Regions from separate parts of the Homo sapiens genome. Here region 2 is linked to region 1. The links are chromatin contacts, found by Hi-C in ENCODE. All regions are on one chromosome and are shown on one strand. The core of a region is the stretch at or near the end of the contact, and the rest is flanking DNA. Distances in the headings are between cores, read along the strand shown. Region 1 holds the start of MAPRE1 (microtubule associated protein RP/EB family member 1). Region 2 holds the start of ACTR5 (actin related protein 5).

What was found. A loop is a pair of places that touch in the nucleus more often than their neighbours do. Pooled maps may share reads with other maps.
Region 2: a pooled map shows a loop between it and region 1 (6-fold over the local background). The contact joins the promoter of ACTR5 here to the promoter of MAPRE1 in region 1. A Hi-C loop is called at or near these places in 5 of 50 pooled maps.

The regions. Positions count from the first base shown.
Region 1 is chr20:32,817,071-32,821,320 of GRCh38, reverse strand. It overlaps MAPRE1 (microtubule associated protein RP/EB family member 1), which reads right to left and starts at 1,367. Exons shown (of 7, transcript NM_012325.3): 1 at 1,293-1,367. RefSeq lists enhancers at 1-318, 319-988 and a silencer at 1,061-1,650.
Region 2 is chr20:38,745,987-38,749,714 of GRCh38, reverse strand. It overlaps ACTR5 (actin related protein 5), which reads right to left and starts at 1,255. Exons shown (of 9, transcript NM_024855.4): 1 at 862-1,255. The coding sequence starts at 1,236. RefSeq lists silencers at 1,020-1,209, 1,510-1,779 and an enhancer at 1,158-1,659.

The DNA of each region.
Region 1 (4,250 bases), core at 118-2,617:
TCTCTTGCCAGGCGCGGTGGCTCACACCTGTAATCCCAACACTTTGGAGGCCGAGGCGGACAGATCACTTGAGGTCAGGAGTTCGACAACAGCCTGGCCAACATGGCGAAACCTCGTCTCTACTAAAAAATACAACAATTAGCCGGGCTTGGTGGCGCGCGCCTGTAATCCCGACTACTCGGGAGGCTGAGGCACGAGAATCGCTTGAACCCGGGAGGCGGAGGTTGCAGTGAGCGATGGTGCCACTGCACGCCTGGGCAACAGAATAAAACTCTGTCTCAAAAAAAAAAAAAAAAGGAAGAAGAGAATCTCTCTTAAAGACAGTGTTAGTATTAAAAGACACAAAGCCACATGGAGCACTTAACAGTGCTTGACACAAAACAAGTGCCCAACTAACAAAGAGCTGCTATTATCATTACTACTGTTAGAGACATGCCATCGGAGAAGCGGATGCCCGGCCTAGCATAACCTCCCTCAATGGGCCCCAGGATCCTCATCCCCAAAATGGGGCAGAGGTCAAGCTCTGCCCTGCAGCATCCGAGGGCAACTGTGAAGTAGGGACTGAACTAGCACTGTTGATACCATCCCGTTATACTGTCCTCCTGCTCATCATAATGTGGATTCCTGGAGAGCAAATCTTTGTTCCCGGGAAAACAGCCAGGGTTTAGCACGGTGCCCAACACCTAGTGGGCATTCAATAAACACACACTGAAGAAAGGAGGGAGTCCAAGAGCTGGCTTACTTTCTGCCATACATCGCGCTAAGAGTTTAATGTGGGTAGTATTACTGTCCCCGTTTTACAGATGAGGAAGCTGAGATCCACAGCGGTTAAAGCACCTGTCCAAGGTCACACCGCACGGAACCCAACCCAGGTCTGACTCCACCACCCGATCTCTCGGCCCTCAGGCAACACGGCCTCCCACAATGTGCGTCCCCAGAGCTCCCAGGACGGCCCACCTCGCCCACACCCTCCCAGGGCCCAACCACCCTGGGACCTCCAGTCGCTGCAGCGCAGGGACCACACCTCAGCGGCGGCCCAGAAACCCCCACCCCGCGTAGCAGCAGCCCACTTCCGGCCCGAGACCCCGCCCCCTGAGCAGAGCGCAGCGCGCGCCCCCAGGCCCAGCCCGCGCGCGCCGGGTGACGGCCCCGCCCTTCCCCCACCCGGCTCGAACAGCACCGCCGTGTGGAACGGCCCTGGCGCTGCCCGTAGGGCCTGCCCGCGCACGCCCGGCCTTGGCCCACGCGGCCGCCCCCCCAGCCGCACCCCCCGGGCCCGCTAGCCGGCTCACCGGCTCTCGGCAGAACCGCGTCCACTGCCCGCAACCGGCTCCGGTTCCGTCTTCGTCTCGTTCAAACCGCCAGACCCCGCCCGCCCGCCCGCGCGATGACCTCACACGCACCCCCTCGTTACGCGCCGACGTAAAGGCTCGCCATCCTCCGCCGGCTCCTTTTATAGAGAGGGTCTCAGCCGCGCGCCGGGGGCGGAGCTCGGCCCCTGATCCACAGAACGGTAGCCGAGGGGCGGGGCCCCGACCGCCGGGGCGACTGCGGCACGTGGTCGGTCGCAGCCAATGAGGTCCCGCCTCGGCCCGGTGTGACTCAGTTACAAAATCCCTATGGCAGTAACCAAAAAGAAAATTGCTTTTACAATGAATTTTTTTTTTTTTTTGCTTAGAGATGTATGGAGGTCTCGCTGTGTTGCCCAGGGTGGTCTCGAACTCTTGGCCTCAAGCGATCCTCCCGCCTTAGCCTCCCAAAGCGCTGGGATAACAGGCGTGAGCCACCGCTCCCAGGCTTACAATTAATTTCTGTAAGAATGGGTTATTGAATCATAAAGATACCTAATAGACACTTTGGGGAAACGCTTAGAAGTCAACTTTCTGGGCCGGGTGCAGTGGCTCACGCCTTTAATCCCAGCACTTTGGGAGGCCCAGGTGGGAGGATCACCTGAGGTCAGGAGTTTGAGACCAGCCTGGCCAACATAGTGAAACCCCATCTCTACTAAAAATACAAAAATTAGCCTGGCGTGGTGGTGGGCGCCTGTAATTCCAGCTACTTGGGAAGCTGAGGCAGGAGAATCACTTGAACCCAGGAGACGGAGGTGGCAGTGAGGCGAGACTGCACCACTGCACTCCAGTCTGGGCGACAGAGCAAGACTCTGTCTCAAAAAAAAAAAAAAAAAGTCACGTTCTGTGACGCCCCCGCCCCCCCATCTGCAATATCATGCGGCATATTTTCTTCTTAGTACCATAAGAAGGCATCTTGTGCCTTTACTGTCTGTCTCCTGTAAAGTCCACAGGAGCAAGGACCTCCTGAGTCCTGTTCCGGGTTGTTTCCCAATGGCTGTACATACATTCTCTCTTGCCCACTCCCTCTTTTTTTTTTTTTTTTTTTTAAGAGATGGGGTCTTGCCATGTTGCCCAGGCTGGGCTGGTCTCCTGGGCTCGAGAGATCCACCCGCATCGGCCTCCCAAAGTGCTGGGATTACAGGCGTGAGCCACCACACCTGGCCCTTACATTCTCAAGAGAGCCTTGGCTGAAGGAGGAACTGGGCTGGGCGTGGTGGCTCACACCTGTAATCCCAACACTTTGGGAGGCCAAGGCGGATGAATTACCTGAGGTCAGGAGTTGGAAACCAGCCTGTCCAACATGGCGAAACCCCATCTCTACTAAAAATGCAAAACTTAGCCGGGCATGGTGGTGGGCGCCTGTAATCCCAGCTACTTGGGAGGCTGAGGCAGGAGAATCACTTGAACCTGGGAGGCAGAGGTTGCAGTCAGACTTCGTCTAAAAAAGAAAAAAAGAGGAACTGCACCACTTTACAGCAGAAAGAAACTGAGGGACAAAGAGGCCAATTGACTCACTCAGTGTCAGAGGTAGATCCAGATTTCAAGCTGACTTTTTTTGTCTGGGTATCATTTATTCAAGTATTCAACAAATATTTTCCCTGACCAATCAGGCCCTGGTGAAAAAAAGACACAATCTGATCATGGTGGTACGTGCCTTTAGTTCCAGCTACTGGGAAGGCTGGGGCAGGAGGATCGCTTGAGCCCAGGAGTTCGAGGCTGCAGTGAGCAAAGATCACGCCACTGCACTCCAGGCCTGGGAAACAGAGTGAAACTCCATCTCTAAGAGATAAAAACGAAAACTAGACACAGCTTCTGACCTCTTAAAGTTTCCAGACTGGCAGGGGAGGCAAAGGGGACACAACTAATGACACAAATCCTTGTTAAATTACAAATCAGGCTCAATGCTAGGCAGGGACATTATGTGGTGGGCTGATGGTACTTCCACTGTGTGGAGCAGGGGCCTAGAGGTCCCTCTAGGCCAAATCTCACCCAGTTAGTTGCTGAAACCCAGTAAGACGTTCAGGGAAGAATGGGTGGGGAAGCTGGGGCAGGAGCTGTTTATCAGCAGGTCTAGAGGCATTTCAATACTTCGGTCTCGAGTACTGCTCCAAGAGCACACCACAAGAGACATGACCTCTCCTAGGTAGTGTGGAAAAGCTTCCCAGAAATGACACTTACCATGAAAGATGAGGAGTTACCTTGGCAAAAGAGTTTGAGCAAGGCCAGTTGTGGTGGCTCATGCCTGTAATCCCAGCACTTTGGGAGGCCGAGGTGGGCGGATCACGAGGTCAAGAGTCTGAGACTAGCCTGACCAACGTGGTGAAACCCCGTCTCTACTAAAAATGCAAAAATTAGTTGGGCGTGGTGGCGCGCGCCTGTAATCCCAGCTACTTGGGAGGATGGAGCAGGAGAATTGGTTGAACCCAGGAGGTGGAGGTTGCAGTGAGCTGAGATCGTGCCACTGCACTCCCGCCTGGGTGATAGAGCAAGACTCTGTCTCAAAGAAAAAAAAAAAACAGAGTTTGAGCAAAAAAAGGCAAGAAAAGCCAGGCGCGGTGGCTCGTGCCTGTAATTCCAGCACTTCGGAAGGCTGAGGTCGGCAAATCACGAGGTCAGGAGTTGGAGAACAGCCTGGCCAACATGGTGAAACCCCGTCTCTACTAAAAATACAAAAATTAGCTGGGCATGGTGGCGGACACCTATAATCCCAACTACTCGAGAGGCTCAGGCAGGAGAATTGCTTGAACCCAGGAGGTGGACGTTGCAATGAGCCGAGATGGCACCATTGCACTCCAGCCTGGGCAAAAGAGCAAGACTCCAACTCAAAAAAAAAAAAAAAAGAAAAGAAAAAGAAAAAAAAAGAGGCAACAATAAAGAATAAAAAACCATGTAACAAAT
Region 2 (3,728 bases), core at 6-2,505, 5.9 Mb before region 1:
TCATCTAAGCCACCATCATCCCTTACCTGGGTTATTCCAACAGCCTCCTAACTCGTCCCTGTTTCCACCCTATGATCCAAGACAATTCATTCTCCATACAGCAGTAATAGTGATCCTTTTAAAACACAAGTCAGGTCCTTCTTCAGCTCAACACCCTGCCATGGCTCCCCATTTCACTCAGTAAAAGCCTATAAGGTGTGTGATCTGCCTCTCCACTACCTCTCTGACATCCTCTTTCAGGTACTACTCTCCCCCTCACACAGGCAGCCTTGCAGTTAGGATTAGGGCACACTCCTGCCTCGGGGCCTTTTTACTGGCTGCTCCCTCTGCCTGGACCGTTTTTCCTTCAGATATTCACATGGCTTGCTACCTGAATCACCTCCTTCAAGTCCTTGCTCAAACATCACCTTCACGAGTCCTACCCTGACCATCTTACTGAAAAAATGTAACTCCCTCCTCTCCTATCACGGCGTAGAATCTACTATTTCTATGTTTACTGTCTGCCTTTTCATACTAGAATATCTTTCCATAGTATTAACAGCTCCATAAGCACAGGAAGTTTTGTGTTCACACATGTACTCCAAATGCCTAAAAAGTGCCTGACACAGAGTAAGTGCTCAATACGTATTTGTTAATAAATGGGCTTCTTAACAAACAAGCATATATGCCCAAAGGTATGCTCCAAGATACAAGGAGCAGCATTTTATTCGCTGCTACACCCACAGCGCCTAGCATCTGGTCGACTAAAAGACAATCGGAGCTACTGAAGTGACTGTTACCTCTCCGAGAGCAGAGTGAGCGGAGACGAGACCGCACCCCTCCCCTCAAACCCAGCCCAGCCCAGCCTACTCCGCCCTTCACCTGTGAGGAGACACCCAGGTGCTGGAAGCTGTAGTCCAGCAGCAACTCCTGAAGCTCCAGGTTGACCGGCACGTTGCGGTCGAAGGGCGAGCGCAGCATCCAGCGCAGTGGCTCCAGGCTGCCCAGAGCGTTCCCCACCTGCGGGCCCGACGCGCCCCGTGCCCCGCCACGACCGCGGGCGCACACCGCGCGGAACTGCAGGCGCGGCTCGGGACCTGGGTCCTGCCCGGGACACGCCCAGCCAGCGCGGACTTGGAACGACCCGTTGTCCAGCACCAGCGGTACCGGCAGTGGCCCGTGTGCCACCGGGCCGGCCTCCAGCACTGGGTCCGGTGCGGCACGGGCGTCGCGGAACGGGAACACGTTCGCCGCCATCTTGGAGCGCGCGTCCAGCCCCGCCCCTCGGCGCAGTGTCCGCCCAGACGCCGCGAAACCGCGCCCCCGACGTCACGCCGCGCGATTCAGGCCTTTAAGTACCTCGATGCCCCCTCCCTTCTCGAAGCCCGGCCAGCCTTTCCACTTGACTCGCCTCTGGCTGTCAAGGCTGCTTTCAGGATCGCTGAGACGTACCCATTCTGGCTGCGAAATTCTACGTTTCTTAACCTCTCCCCCAATAGCCTATGAGTGCCCACGCCCCTTCACTCTAGCCGGGACGCCCGGTTTGGAAGCCCCGCCCCAAAGCCTATCGCCGCCAGGCCCCGCCCCTTTCTGGCTGCCAGCTTCAGCGCCGCGCTCGGTGGAGCCCCGCCTCTCTGCCTGGCCACGCCCCATTGCCGGGCGCGCACCGTCGGCCGGGCGCGCACCGTCGGCCGGGCGCGCACCTTCGACCGCCGGCGGCCCCGCCTCCGCGTGGCTGTCTCGCCCTCAGTCTTGCGTCCTGGCTAGAAGGGTCCTTTATCTTTTGACGCTTCCTTTACGTTAAGAAATCTCAAACTCTGCCGACTGTTCAATTTCTTGACTAGGGAGCTGACTACTCAGTTCTGTTCACTTTACTAACTCGCACAGACTGTGTCTTCTCACTAAGACACAGTGTTTTCTCAAACCCTGAGAAAAGACTGCTGATTGTTCCCCAAGCATTCCCTCTCTTTTAGTGGCATCACCTCCCACTCCCACGTGGCCATCCGTCTGGCTGCGATCTAGATGCGCTCATGTGACTAAATTCTGGCCAGGAGCGGGTGGGAGAGGAGGCCATGTGTGTGACCCACTCAGTTTTAGCCCTAAAAGCACTCGTCGCGCTCTATCCTGTCGCATTTCCATCTTTTCACTAGCTAAGGGGGTAAGAATTAGAGCAGTTGTTTTACTACAACCTTTTTTTGTGCAGTGGGGCGATCTCGGCTCACTGCAGCCTCGACTTCCTGGACTCAAGTGATTCTCCCGCCTCAGCCTCCTAAGTAGCTGAGATTACAGGCGTGCACCACCACGCCCAGCTAATTTTTATATTTTTAGTAGAGAAGGGATTTCACTATGTTGCCCATGCTGGCCATAACCATTTTGAAAGAAGAAAAAGAATAGAGCAGCTGCCTTGAATCTACTCTACCAGGTCTATAACACTTCAGTTTGAGAGATAAAATCAAATTAGTTACAAAAGATATTGTAAGCGAGAAATGAAACTCCTAACTTATCTCAAGAACCTCTATTAACAGTGTTTGTTGTTGTTGTTGTTTGTTTTTTTTAAGACGGAGTCTGGCTCTGTCACCCAGGCTGGAGTGCAGTGGTGTGATCTTGGCTCACTGCAACCTCCACATCCCCGGTTCAAGCAATTCACCTGCCTCAGCCTCCCGAGTAGCTGGGATTACAGGCATGCTCCACAACACCCAGCTAATTTTTTTTATTTTTAATACAGACGGGATTTCGCCACGTTGGCCAGGCTGGTCTCGAACTCCTTGGCTCAAGTGATCCGCCTGCCTCGGCCTCCCAAAGTGCTGGGATTACAGGCTTGAGACGACGGGCCCAGCCTGTTAACACACCTAAACCAGATTGGGAGCCAGCCCAGTGGCAAAAATCAGGTTGTGTTGTCTTTCAACACACGTCCATTGTTCAGATATCTGAAGTAACCATCGTTAAGTTAATTAAGAGGGGGACCAGCAGAACACAGAAACCAGTAAATGTAAGTTAGTGAATGTTAATTTAAGAATTGTGTCTATGTATATTAATATGAAAAAGCACTGGCTGGGCGCAGTGGCTCACACCTGTAATCCCAGCACTTTGGGAGGCCGAGGCTGGTGGATCGCCTGAGGTCGGGAGTTCGAGACCAGCCTGGCCAACATGGTGAAACCCCGTCTCTAGTAAAAATACAAAAATTAGCTGGGCATGGTGGCAGGTGTCTGTAATCCCAGCTACTTGGGAGGCTGAGGCAAGAGAATCGCTTGAACCCTGGAGGCGGAGGTTGCAGTGAGCCGAGATCACGCCAGTGCACTCCAGCCTGAGCAACAAGAGTGAAACTTTGTCTCACAAAAAAGAAAAAAAGAAAAGCACCAAGGTAAATATATATATTATATATATTATTATTTTATATATATATGAGAGGCAACTCCAACGGGGATGGCCAGTGTGGTGGCTCATGCCTGTAATCCCAGCACTTTGGGAGGCTGAGGTGGGAGGACTGCTTTAGCCCAGAAGTTCAAGACCAGCCTCAACCTCACTAGTAGTTGGGACTACAAGTGCACACCACCACATAGAGACAGAGTTTTGCCATGTTGCCCAGGCTGGTCTTTATAAGCGTTTGGCACATGAGGTAGATTGGATTATTATTCCCAGTTCTTCATTCCTTTACTTTTTTTTTCTTCACTCCTTTATAGTAGGATGATACATCCATACCATTTGCCTTGTAACTTTGTAGAGCCTCTCCTTGAGGACACTGATATTAG